2 separate regions of the Homo sapiens genome follow, and region 1 is linked to region 2. The links are chromatin loops, found by intact Hi-C in ENCODE. Cell type or tissue: OCI-LY7. All regions are shown on one strand. Each heading gives the region's core, and the rest is flanking DNA. Links, peaks and the distances in the headings are about the cores only.

Region 1 (5,843 bases), core at 844-5,843, 160 kb after region 2:
GCCCGTCCGGACTTGCTGTTACCGTGATTACTGTCCCCGCGGCCTCCTTGGGGGCCAAGTCCTGGGCTTCCACTCTGAGTGATATCCTTGAAGGAAAAGAGGAACAGCACGACCTCCCCCATCTCATTCTTGATGGGCATCATGTCCAGGAGGCACCAAAAGGCTGAGCCTGTAGGCATGGAGAGAGGGAAGGGAGGAGCATGGGCAGCCCCATGGCATGCCTTTCTCCTCATCCCTCTCATCCTCCTAGACATAGTTAAGAGCTTGGCAAAGCAAGAACCAAAAGGAACCTCAGAGATTCTGTCAGCCGATTCCTTCATCTTTCAAATGGGGGAACCCAGGACCAGAGAGGTCAGGGATACGCTCCGTCACAGTCAGCTTTTGGCAGTGTGGGGACAAGCACTCAGACTCCTACTGTGCCCAGTGCCCTCTGGATAAGGCTAGGGGTCTAGGCAGAGCTGCAGGGTGGGGTGAGCCCCCTCACCATCCTTGCGGTAGAAGCAGATTTCAGCCCGGTGCTCCTGGTGGCCCTCCAGGGCTTTGTGCAGACGCTGCAGGGCTGGCTCACTGGTCTCTGGGCCGTAGAGGAAACGGCAGCTGCAGGTCTTCTGCATGACCTCGGTGCGACCGTAGCCTGTGAGCTCGCAGAAGCCGTCGGAGCAGTAGACGATGGGAAAGCCCCGTGTGCCCTGTGCGTTGGCCAGCAGGAAGTTGCTGTCTGTGGGAAGAAGAGGTCAAGGTCAGGTCAAGGCTGGGAGGCGAGCTAGCTTCCAGGTGGGCAGCACTTCCTCTAAGTTGGGGTTAGAAGTCACAGAGCCAGAAGCTTCCCAGGTTTCCATGTTGCTCCTGACCCCACTTTGGGATATTCTGAATTGAGAATTGGAGAAGTTGGAGCAAAGAGACAAGGACTTGAGACAGGACTTAAGCAGGGTCTAACGGGGAGTTGGAGAAGGACCCCAGGAGGTCATGCCATCCATCCCCCTGCCTTCCAACTGGTGAGCTGTCACTGTAGAAGGCAGTATAGCATGGTGAGTAAGAGCCTGGGCTCCTGCAACCCTCCACTGCCACTTACTAACTGTGTGACCTTGGGCAAGTTGATGACCTCTTCTGTGCCTAAGCTTTCCTTATTTGCAAAGTAGGGCATAATAGGCCTTCCTCACATGGTCGTTGTGAGAGTTACATGAGTTAACTTGGGGAGAACAAGTCCTAGCACATGGTAAGTGCTACTCTGAGAAGGTGAAATTTTTTCCCCACATTCACTTGGCTTTCTTCCTATTACAGAGTAAGCAGGGCAGAGATTCTGATGACACCACACCCATTTATTGATAGGAAACCAAAAGGCAGAGATTATCCAAACTCACAGATCTCCTTAGTGTGGGGGCAGACAGTGATGAGTGCTGTCTTCCTTCCCTGCCTTCCAGAGAAGGTCCACTTTTTAGCATTCTTGTAGCTGCTTTCAGGGGATCTGCCCCACTGCTCAAAGTCTAATGGGAGAGGGCATTGAGCGTATAGCTCCAGCAACCCCCAGCAGCAGAACCCGAGCTGTCTCCCTCCAGCTCCAATGGGTGGGAGGCCAGGGGGACTCCTGTGGGCCATCCAGGGACAGAGACTCAGCTAAGAGATGGGGCCTGTGACACAACCAGTCCTGGTGCTCTAGGAGGGATGACTGTCTGGGGGCAGGGAGGCTGATGGGGACACTGAAGGTGCCTGGGAGGCACTGGGCTCTGGGCACAGCCTCCTTCTTCCATCCCAGGGCCTGTTGCCCCGGTGATGGGCGCTATGGAAACAAGGTGGTGGGGAAGAGGGTAGGGCCCGGCGGCTCAGTTTCCGCCCTCGGGTACCGCTCCCCCACCATCCAGATCCCGGCCAGGGTTCCCGAGGGAATGGCGGGGTTGGGGGAGGTGAGGGCGGGGAATCTCTGGGTTCCAGAGTGGGAAGAGGGAATGGCGGGAGAAGAGGCGGGGGAGGAGTGATGTGGCTGTCCAAGGTGCTGAACCTGAAACCCAAGCTACGTTGGGCGAGCTGGGAGTTCCCACCGTCGCACAGACCGCTCCCCTCCTCCTGCCTCACCCACCTTAGACACTGACGCCCCACGATTTGGGGGCGCGCGACCTCAATCCAAACTAGGTCCTGCTGAAGTCTGATCTTTTCTCCTTTTTTTCTGGAGGTAGTGGGAGCTGGAGTCTGTGAGTAGACCCCAGAATGCCCGGCCACTTTGCCCCACTTCTGTGTCTCGGATACCCCCATACACGCCCCCAGCACAGCTCTGCCCGAGAGTGGGCGGCTCCGAAGGACCCTCCTCCGCTCTGCCGCACAAAGAGCCTCTTCTGCCTCGAGTCACACCCCCTAACCTTGGCCCCCGTGCTCTCGGCCCTTTCCCCTCCTCCCCTCGCAGGGCACTCCCCGCCCTGTTCCTGCACCGCGGCTTTGGGAGTTCCTAGACCCGCACCTCCATTCTCTCCCCTCGCCTCGGGTCTCACCATGTCCAGGAGATCCGAGACGGCCCCGAGGATACTTGCCCCCCAGCTCGAACCTCAAGCCCCGACCTCCGTCCCACTCACGCGTTCCGTCAAAACGGGTGGCGATGGTGTCCAGGAAGGTGTTTTGCGGGGCCAGCAACCCCTTCATGACCGGCATGGCCCCGGGGCGTGGGTTCAAGGCGCGGCGCTGGGGAGCTTTCAGCGCGGCCGGGCCGGAGGGGGCGCGCTGTCGGAGGGGCCGGGGCGCCCCATGCGCCCTCCTGCCTCCTCCCCTCCCTCTTACTGCCGCTGCCGCTGCCGCTGCCTCTGCTCCGAACCCCGTAGCTCTCGGCTCGGCTCAGCGCCGTTTCGGTCCCCCCCACCTCCCCACGGGCCAGGTTCTTCCCCTCGGGCTCGGCCCGCACCCGCCACGTGGCCCCACACGGGGAGGGGCCGCTAGCGACACCCGCACCCCTCTGGGCAGCCCTCCTCCCAGAGGGGAGCGGCCCACGCGTGTCTCTCGGGGAGAGAATTCGGGGCACGCCCACCGGGAGGGGAGGCCTGAAATGATGGGCGGGGCTTGAATAACAGACCCGCCCTCTTCCAGGCTGGCCACGCCTCCACACGTGGTTCCCTGGCTGCTCCTTGTGGCTCCACCTCGCGGGTTTTCCCGCGCGGCGTCCACGCTGGGCTGGTGTCTGGTTCACAGTGCCGCCTACTGGAGTTGACATATTTCGCAGCACCCACAGGCCAGTAGCTCCAGCGTGAGACAGCAAGGGTTAAGAGGCTAGTTTGCTGGTAGAGAATGGACAATGGGAAGGCTTGAAACCCCAACTCTAGAAAGCACCATTCTTACCTCCTGCCTCAGTTTTCCCAAGACACCCTGGCGAACTCTGCCTACTGAGACACAGCATGGTGGAATGAAAAGAGCTTTGGAGTCCACCAGGTAGAGTCCCAGCTCTAGACACCAATCGTGTGATATCCTCTCCAAGCCCACTTTCCTCATCTGTAAAATGGAGCTGATAATTCTTACCTGATGCAGTTACCGTGAGAATGTAATACCATAATGCATGTCTTTGGTACAAAATAAGTGTCTTGAAGGGCAGTTGCCTGCCTGTTTTCCCTCTTCCTACTGTCTTAATCCTCCTCTCTGCTGCCCTTCAAGTGGAAGAGAGGCTGGAGGCAAGTTTGGGAGAAACTACCTCTGAAAAAGATAGTTTCGAGGTGGGCAGAGTCATGGCTTGCAAATCTCCAAGGATGCACATGTGAACTTTGACCTCTAACTTCTCCAAGATGGAACCAGTACAGCAGCAAGAGGGACCAAAGTGAGACTAGACACAGGACTTTCTCACTACCTATGCAGAAAATTGAGGCAGCTGAGTTCTGTGGCTGAGGGTGGCTGCTTCCCACGACAAAACAGCTGAAGCAGTGAAAGTGGGAACCCTATGGGCAAGGAGGGCAGGCTAAATTCTCCCCACCCTCTGAGCTAGGTATTATCTGGGATGTTAGATTGCTAAGAAGTGCCACATTTTTCTGTGTCTCTACTTTTGTTGTTGTTGTTGTTCTTGTTGTTCTTGTTCTTGTTGTTTTTGAGACGGAGTCTTGCTCTGTTGCCCAGGCTGGAGTGCAGTGGCATGACCTCAGCTCACTGCAACCTCTGCCTCCTGGGTTCAAGCAATTCTCCCGCCTCAGCCTCCTTAGTAGCTGGGATCACAGGCGTGCATTACAATGCCCGGCTAATTTTTGTATTTTTAGTAGAGATGGGGTTTCGCCATGTTTGCCAGGCTGGTCTTGAACTCCTGACCTCAAGTGATCCGCCCGCCTCAGCCTCCCAAAGTGCTGGGATTACAGGCATGAGCCACGGAGCCTAGCCTGTGTCTCTACTTTTGGATGTTATATTAGTTTCCTAGGACTGCCATAACAAAGTACCACAAAGTGAGTGGCTCAAACAACAGAAACCTATTGTCTCACAGTTCTGGATGCTAGAAGTCCAAGCAAGGTCAGGTGAAGAGCGTTGGTTCCTTCTGAAGGCTATGAGGGAGAATCTGTTGCATGCCTCTCCCCTATCTTCTGGGGGTGGGGGTGCTGGCAATTTTTGGTGTTCCTTGGCTTGTAGGAGCCAATCTCTACCTTCATGTTCACATGGGTTCTCCCTGTGTGTGTTTCTGTGTTCCAATTCCCTTTTTTATAAGGACGCCAGTCACAGTGGATTAGAGGCCCACCCTACTCTAGTATGACCTCATCTTAACTAATTGCATCTGGAAGGACCTTATTTCCAAATACAGCCACATTCTGAAGTGCCACGGGTACGGACTTCAACATATGGATTTTGGGAACACCAGTAACAGGTGTCTTTGGCTGGAGTTGCAGTAAAATCTTGTACTGCCCCTGCTTAAGAATGTCCCATGACTCTGTTACCTACAAGATAAAGTGCAAAGCCCGATGATTTGTGAGAGCCTTTGCGAGCTGTGCTGCACTGACTGTAACTGTGTCCCTTCCTGAGCCTCTCCACTCCCCACACCCTATACCCCATGATGCAGCCATTCTGGATGACTCATTGTTGAAGTTCAAATTCCCTGCCTTTTCAGCAGGATTGACTCCCACCCCTTCCTAGCTGGATTCTGCTGCTCTATGCAGCTTGCCTGCCTTCCTTCCTTCCTTCCTTCCTTCCTTCCTTCCTTCCTTCCTTCCTTTCTTTCCTTTCTTTCTTTTCTTTTTTCTTTTTCTTTCTTTTTTTTTTTTTTTTGACAGTGCCTCCTTCTGTTGCCCAGGCTGGAGTGCAGTGGCCCAATTATGGCTCAAACTCAAACTCCTGGGCTCAAGCAATCCTCTCGCCCACCATACCCCGCTAATTAAAAAAACTTTTTGGAGAGATGTCTCACTCACTATGTTGCCTAGGCTCGTCTCGAACTCCTTGCTTCAAGGGATCCTCCTGCTTTGGCCTCCCAAAGTGCTGGGATTACAGGCGTGAGCACCGCGCCCGACCGCTGCAACCTTTCTTGCTTTCCTTCCCCTTCCGCGTCTCTGGGTAAAGTCCCCGCTACAGAATGCCTAGCAGAGCATCGTAGGAGTCCCGCATGGCCCGATCCAAGCATGCACCTGTGCAGTTCTCTCTGTGCCCCAGGGCCTTGCACTGGGAACTCCCCAACCAAGAGTGTTTCCGATTCAACCACGCAAAAGCTAAGGCTGGTGCCCGACAGCCGGGCTTCCAGGCCCAGCTGTCCTCCGCAAGACGCTTTGCCACCCCGGATGGGCAGGACGCGACCGCACAGGAACAGAGACCAGTCACACGAATGGAGACTCGTCTTTATTGCCTTTTTTCTGGGGGCTGACGCTGGGTGGGCAGAGGGCAGAGGCCTGGGCCAGGACAGGGCCCGAAGAACG
Region 2 (6,980 bases), core at 235-5,234:
ATGAAGCCCCCATTTAGTTGTTGAAGGGGTCACTGACCTAATGTATGAAGCCCCCACTTAGTTGTATGAAGTCCCCACATAGTTGTCCTTCCTGATGGTTCTGTGCTTTTAGCTATGAAAGCCCTTCTTTTGTTTGTTTGTTTGTTTGTTTGTTTGAGACAGGGTCTCACTCTGCCACCCAGGCTGGAGTGCAGTGGCATGATCACAGCTCACTGCAGCCTCAACCTCCCAAGGCTTAGGTGGTCCTCCTGCCTCAGCCCCCTGCTAAGACTACAGGTGCATGCCACCACACCTGGCTAAGTTTTGTATTTTTAGTAGAGATGGGGTTTTGTCATGTTGCTCAGGCTGGTCTCAAACTCCTGGACTCAAGCAGTCCACCTGCCTCAGCCTCCCAAAGTGTTGGGATTACAGGCGTAAGCCACTGCATCTGGCCACGAAGGCCCTTCTGTTCTCCAGAATCCCACAGTAAGCTGCAGGGTTCTGGGAGTGCTTCCTCACCTGTTGTTGAGCCAGAAACTGACTGCTAATAATGAGCATGTATGGGCAATACAGAGCTGGTGATAGAACTCCTAAAAGGAGGGCTAGATGGAGGCCAGAATTTGAACAGAGGAAAGAGAAAAAAAGCAACCATCTCCTTCCCCACAATGAGTGGTATGGAATCTAGAAAGAGATGAGATATCAGCCATTGAGCTTTCCTCTCATAGAACTCCTAGGTGGTTGCCAGCCCCCATGTCCATTCCTGGTTCTATGGTACATTCACAGGCCTATGCTCTGTCCCTCTTCCCCAGGTCACCATCGTGGTCCTTGGCAACAAGTGTGACTTACAGGAGCAGCGGCGTGTAGACCCAGATGTGGCTCAGCACTGGGCCAAGTCAGAGAAGGTGAAGCTGTGGGAGGTGTCAGTGGCGGACCGGCGCTCCCTCCTGGAGCCCTTTGTCTACTTGGCCAGCAAGATGACGCAACCCCAGAGCAAGTCTGCCTTCCCCCTCAGCCGGAAGAACAAGGGCAGCGGCTCCTTGGATGGCTGAAGAGCTGCCGTTCCTCTTTCACGATCCCAGCCCCATTTCAGTGTCTGGGGCTCTGGTAGATGTGTTGAGGGCAAAGTAGAGGACAAGCTGTCTTTCCCAGTCAGCCAGGGAGCTCCCCGCCAGGCCACGCCCCAGCCACTTTGCTCCCTCTCACCTCTGGGAAGTGCAAATACTCTTGGTTGACATCCCCTTCCTCAGCCCTCCCAGCCTACTCCCCATCCCAGCTTTTAGAGGATCTGCTCCACTGTCTCCTGGGGCAGTTGTGGGTCACTGTCCCTTCCAGCTGCCCCAGACAGGAAGCAGAGTCACCACGCAGCAGTGTCCCTTCTTGGGTCTGAGTTCCTATTATAGGTAGGGGCCCCACCCTCTGGGCTTCCCATCAGCGACACACACACACTTATGGCACCAGCCTGGACTCCAGAAAAAGGGTGTCCAGGTATTGTGTGTATGCATTTAGTTGTGCACACACAAATATGCTCCTATACTGGCATTAGGCGTCTCCTCATCCCTCACCCTGACCTTTCTCCTGTCCTTTTCTTGGCTGGAAGAAGTTGGCCTCCTGGGAGTGTAGTTTTCTGTTTTAAATCCCCCACCCCTGGCTGGGCTCAGTGGCTCACCCCTGTAATCCCAGCACTTTGGGAGGCCAAGGCGGGTCGATTACTTGAGGTCAGGAGTTCACGACCAGCCTGGCCAACATTGTGAAACCCCATCTCTGCCAAAAATACAAAAGTTAGCCGGGCGTAGTGGCACATGCCTGTAATCCCAGCTACCCGGGGAGGCTGAGGCAGGAGAATTGCTTGAACTCAGAAGGCGGAGGCTGCAGTGAGCCGAGATCGTGCCACTGCACTCCAGCCTGGTCAACAGAGCAAGACTCCATCTCGAAGAAAAAAAAAAAAAATTCCCCACCCCTACCAATTGTTTTACTTCCTCTTCCTGCTCAGGGAGCAGATGGGCCTCACTGGTTGAGATGGAATAGAATAACTGGGCTATGAGTCACCAGCCCACTTTGTGACCCAGCAAGACCTTTCCCCTCTCTGGGCATCAGTTTCTCATCTGTAAGATGACCAGAGTTGCTTAGATGATCTCCTAGATCCTTTCCAGTTCTCTTGATTTCGTAAAGCCAATGGCTTCTCCCTCTTTAAGGTGCTATGCCAACCAGCCCTGGAGGCTGGGATCTGCCGCTCCCTCCAGCCACCAGGGGGCAGGAGTGCACTACCTGCTGTCAGTCACCAGAGTGGCCGCTCAGTGCCCAGCCCGCCAGCCTCGCTCTTGGAGGCTGCTCTTTATCCTGCCTGTGGTTTTCAGCTCAGAGCTGGACTTCTATTTATAAGTTACCTGTATTTATATTTATATGCCCGCTCTCATGGTGAAGGCTGGACAAGGTGCTCCTCTGGCCCCTCCTTCTTACCTCAGATGCCTGAACAGAACAAGGCAAACCCGTAGCAGCCTCTCAGGAGCTGACAGGTCCTCTTTCGGGGCTCAGGAGGGTGGGCACACACCCAGCGGCCTGCAGAGTAAGCTTATTACCCACAACTGTGCCCGCTTTGTGCTTCTAAGGTGCACACCTAGCCTAGGTGAGACACTGCAGCCAGGCAACCACCGACACACGCCCCTTCTCAAAGCCAGAGGTGAGTGGGGCAGGTGCCCGGGGCTGGGTGAGTGGAATTAGGACACACACAGGCTTGGGCTTCAAGTTCATTTATTGATGCATTGGTTGGACACAATAAAACCACAATTGTTATCAAAAAGTTTCCCTCCCCTCCCCCTTTTTCTGGTTCTCCCATTGGAAATGTCTTTAAAAAACAAAAAAAAGATACAGGGGGATACTGGCAGGGTCCCATATTGTGGGGTGGGGAGGGGGCAGTGCTGCAGTGGAAAGGAGTTTGTGACATTGACATTGACAGCATGAAAATGGGTCTTGCCAGTGCATGTGAGACTGCCTCCCAACACTCAGCTTCACAGTGGCAGGGGCTGGTTGGGAGAAGGGAAAGCTGAATTTAGTGCTAGGACCAGTTTGGAGTGGGAAGCTGTAGGGGAAAGCTCTTCCTTTGGGAGCTCTGCGGGGGGTTCGGTGTTAGCTGAGTCCATAGTCTGAGGGAGACCCACACCCGCCCTCCAAGAGTTGGGGTTCAGGAAGTCAGAGAAAGGCTAAGAAGAAGAGCTTCTGAGGGATGAGTTACTCCCTCAATATTAAGACTGGGCTTATCAGCAAGTATCACTTGAACCAGGGAGGCAGAGGCTGCATGCAGTGAGCCAAGATTGCACCACTGCACTCTAACCTGGGCAACAGAATGATACTCTCAGACAGAAAAAAAGACTGGGCCCATGAATGCCCAGAAGACTTAAGATTAAAACAAAACCCTGGGCCCAACCAGAACATCACCTCCTCTCTTAGTCCCACCCCTTCAGAGCAGATGAAGCCCCCAAAAGCTTTCAGAACCAGCCCCACTACCTCCTTGGCTCTGCCCCACCTTAGCACTGCTGATCGAAGGACTTTTGGGTCCCCCTTTCTCCTCCATGGTCCTCTGTCACACTCCCATGGTCACCTTGTCCTGACAGCCTTGAGCCTGCTGCAGCTAGAGACCCCATCCCTATCTCCAGTGAAGCCCCAAAGCCTAGGAATAGAGGTCAGAGAGTCGTCCCCTGGCTAGGAGAGGATGGCTTGTAGAAGCTAAGATTCCTAGAGTCTGGCCATGTGGGTCTTGGGTGGAGGAAAGTGAGAGCACCACATGGCTGGGGCTGAGATTTTGCATAGATCTTTGGGGTCTGTCAGGGTGGGAAATGCAGGCAAGCCTAGGATTAACCCTGGAAGGCCTGCGAAAGGAGGGTGGGGACAGTCCTTGGAAGGCAGCTGCCCTTAAAACTAGCCCAGCTCTTTCTGGATCGGGCAGGACCCCTGAAGCTGTTCACAGTCCCTGTGGCATGTAGGAAACCAAGGTGTCTCAGGACAGGAGGAGACAAGGAGTGGCTATTGGGAAATCAGCTCTGGCCTCCCCATGAGGGCTAATAAGGGGCAAGGACGATAGGTCCTGTGGCAGGGCGGACAGCTCCTGCTGGGGTGCGAAACAGAGCTGGGCCCAGGATGGGAGCCGGGAAGAGGGTAGTGGCTGCTGTAGGGGCAGGGCGGAGGGCCAGGGGCCCTGGCAGAGCACAGATGGCAGTGGCTGCGGTGGGGAGCGGGCTGGGCAGGAAGCGGGCTGCCAACGTCTTGGTGAGTTGCTTCTGCAAGGCCAGTTTAGACTACACGGAAAAGAAAGGAATGGACACAGTCTCCACCCCAGAAAACCCCACCCCCTCCCTGGGGCCCATCCTCAAGCTTTTTGCTGCAGGGAAAGCGTGCCTTTTAGAGTTCCAAACCTAAATCCTCCTCCCTTCCCACCCCCAAACATTCATTCCGAAGGGCTTTCTCCACCACCTGTCTTCCTGTCCAGAGGGAGGAAAGTCTCAGCATGGGAGAAGGGAGGAGGATTTACGGGATAGAGATGGTCTCTAGGAGATGCACGCCCACCCCTCACTCTTGCCCCTAAGATGACTATCCCAACCCACCTCCCCGGAAATTCCTCTGCGCAGATCCCAGTTCCCAGGCCTAGCTCTGTCACTGCCCAGCAGCCTCATTGCAGGGTGGCCTCTTTTCCTGCCCCACCGCAGCCCCCCCATCTGGCCCTCCCAGCCCACCCTCTCCCCTCCTGACCCAGTCCCAGCTCTGTTGCCTGGAGACAGATACCTTGAGGATACTCACAGCCAGCGCTGCGTGCTTCTGCAGCTTGCTGTGCTGGCTGGAGGGCTTGGGGGTCTTCCCGGCCAGGCGGTCTTTGTGCCTCCTGCTGCTCATGTGCTAATGGACAGACAGACAGACTGGGAACAAGATGACAAAGCCCAAGGACCCCAAGACCATCATCCTCGACTCTTCCCCTTCCTCTATCCACAGCTCATACATCCAAAGCACACAGACTGGGTCCTCACCCTGGGGTAGGCCCTGGGAAGGGGAGGTGAGTCTTGGCCTTTGCCCTTAATTGGCCCACTGGCCTGCTGGCCTCGCTTCTCCAGCCTGCTCTGCTGTGCCCTGCCTGCTCTCTTCAGGGTCCCTCCCTCTGCTGCCCTGCCCCCCAACCCCCTCCCCTGGCTCCAACCCCAGTCACAGCCTCACTTCTCCCACCTGCTTCAGTTGGGTCTCTGAATTGACCTGGAGCTGACAGAGAGCACAGTGGAAGGCAGGGCTGGGCCCCTGCCGGCCGCCCCGGCCCCCTGTGACTCTCTTGGCTTTGTGTCCGGCACCTCCCCTGGACACCGGGCGGCCCCGGCTCCTCCGGGGAGCCCCTCGCTGACCTTCCATCATCCACCGGTGCTTGGCTCCTGGAGAGGGAAGAAGGCAGTCTCTCAGCAGCAGGAAGGGGTTGCAGGGGCCACAGAGACCCCCTCCACACTCATGCAATTTGGCTCTCCCTGTAAGCCTCACGGCTGCTCTGTGCACACATCGCCCTCCAGCCACACGTGGTTTCCCCTCCCAGCTTCTGTCCTTTCATGCCAGCCCCTCCTATGAAAGGCCTTTCTGCACTACAAATAGCTGCCTTCCCCTTTGCTTTGATCTCAGTCCTTTCCTTCTGGGTGTAATCTAAGGAGAGAGGCAGATGTCTCCTGTCTCCTGTGGAGTGACCCTTCAGAGATTTAGCGACCTTCAGTTCTTGCTGCCTCAGACTTCTCTTCCCAATTCTCCTTCCCCAAGGAGTAATGGGAGGACCCAGAAACGTCCGTTCAGTAACACACAAGCACAAAGCCTCCGCCATCCAACCCTTGAGCGAAGCACCCAGGAACTCAAGCCTGCCCTCATCTGGCGAGGCTTAGCTTCTGTCCCACCCTTTCCCTGGGCTCCAGCTCCTGGGACTACTGACCTGTGTTGTGAGCCTGAAGCTGGGAGGCCGAGTTCACTGTCACCTTACACGTGGGGCAGTAGAGGTGCCCCTTCTCACTCCTGCCTTCCCCACTCATGCTGCTTCCCACGGCAGCTGCCGCTGGCTCAGGCCCCGGTGCCTCTCTCCCAGGCTCTGGGGAGCAAGGTGGGCAGGAGGAAGAAGAGGATGAGGAGGCAGCATCCAAGAGCTCTGAGTGGGCTGGCTCCCTGCATGTAGGGTCTGGAGTTGGTGGTGGCTGGAGTGGAGGCCCAAGAGGAGGGGCTGCAGGAACTGCTGCAGAGATGGAAGAGTGTGAGACCCAAGATGACGCTGCAGACCACGATCTTCAGCTCTGACCATGGAGGTGGCCTGGAGGGCCCCTGGTGGATGACCAGCACTGAATTCCAGGCCCCACTTTTCTACCAACTCACTGGGCAGACTTGGGCCTCAGTTTCCCCATCTGAAATCATTAAGTTGGACACAGTGGTCTCAGAAAGCCCTCACAGCCCTCATATCCTTATTTGCTAACTTAAACAGAGATCACCAAAAAAGATGTACTAGAATGTTCAGAGAACACTATTCATAATATCATAAAACTGAAACTACCCACATGTCCACCAACAGGAGAGCAGATTTTTAAAAAACAATGGTGCGGGCTGGATACGGTGGCTCATGTCTGTAATCCGAGCACTTTGGGAGGCCGAGGCAGGTGGATCACCTAAGGTCAGGAGTTCGAGACTGGCCTGGCCAACATGGTGAAACCCTATCTCTACTAAAAATACAGAATTAGGCGTGGTGGCACATGCCTATAATCCCAGCTACTCGGGAGGCTGAGGCAGGAGAATCGCTTGAACCTGCAAGGTGGAGGTTACAGTGAACTGAGATCACACCACTGCACTCCAGCCTGGGCGACAGAGTGAAACGCCATCTCAAAAACAAACAAACAAACAAAAAAAACACAGTGGTATGGGCCAGACGCAGTGGCTCACGCCTGTGATCCCAACACTTTGGGAGGCCAAGGTTAGCAGATCACTTGAGTCCAGGACTTCGAGACCAGACTGGG

The links. A loop is a pair of places that touch in the nucleus more often than their neighbours do. Peaks named below come from ENCODE experiments on the same cell type or tissue, not always from the same donor. Only the 100,000 strongest peaks of a DNase experiment are listed, where the experiment ranks them.
Region 1: it touches region 2 in a loop (8-fold over the local background); 8 of 110 quality-filtered maps call a loop at or near these places.

What each region holds. Positions count from the first base shown.
Region 1 is chr17:42,178,309-42,184,151 of GRCh38, forward strand. KCNH4 (potassium voltage-gated channel subfamily H member 4) reads right to left here and starts at 2,834. Exons shown (of 17, transcript NM_012285.3): 1 at 2,562-2,834; 2 at 485-718; 3 at 23-169. The coding sequence starts at 2,637. It overlaps HCRT (hypocretin neuropeptide precursor), which reads right to left. Exons shown (of 2, transcript NM_001524.1): 2 at 5,752-5,843. RefSeq lists enhancers at 75-576, 1,227-1,794, 5,358-5,417 and silencers at 2,744-2,983, 2,990-3,265. In OCI-LY7, for the core only: CTCF peaks have their summits at 3,202 (motif pointing left) and 3,401; a DNase peak (open chromatin) is centred at 3,133; H3K4me3 peaks cover 1,308 bases.
Region 2 is chr17:42,022,866-42,029,845 of GRCh38, forward strand. It overlaps NKIRAS2 (NFKB inhibitor interacting Ras like 2), which reads left to right. Exons shown (of 4, transcript NM_017595.6): 4 at 789-2,776. The coding sequence ends at 1,028. ZNF385C (zinc finger protein 385C) reads right to left here. Exons shown (of 9, transcript NM_001392013.1): 6 at 5,918-6,208; 7 at 5,185-5,381; 8 at 4,753-4,863; 9 at 2,711-4,268. The coding sequence ends at 4,032. Among named protein-coding and RNA genes, the nearest start is that of NKIRAS2, 6.3 kb to the left of the region's middle. RefSeq lists enhancers at 2,072-2,121, 5,892-6,680. In OCI-LY7, for the core only: CTCF peaks have their summits at 2,206 (motif pointing right) and 2,409; a DNase peak (open chromatin) is centred at 2,226; H3K4me3 peaks cover 442 bases; H3K27ac peaks cover 1,079 bases.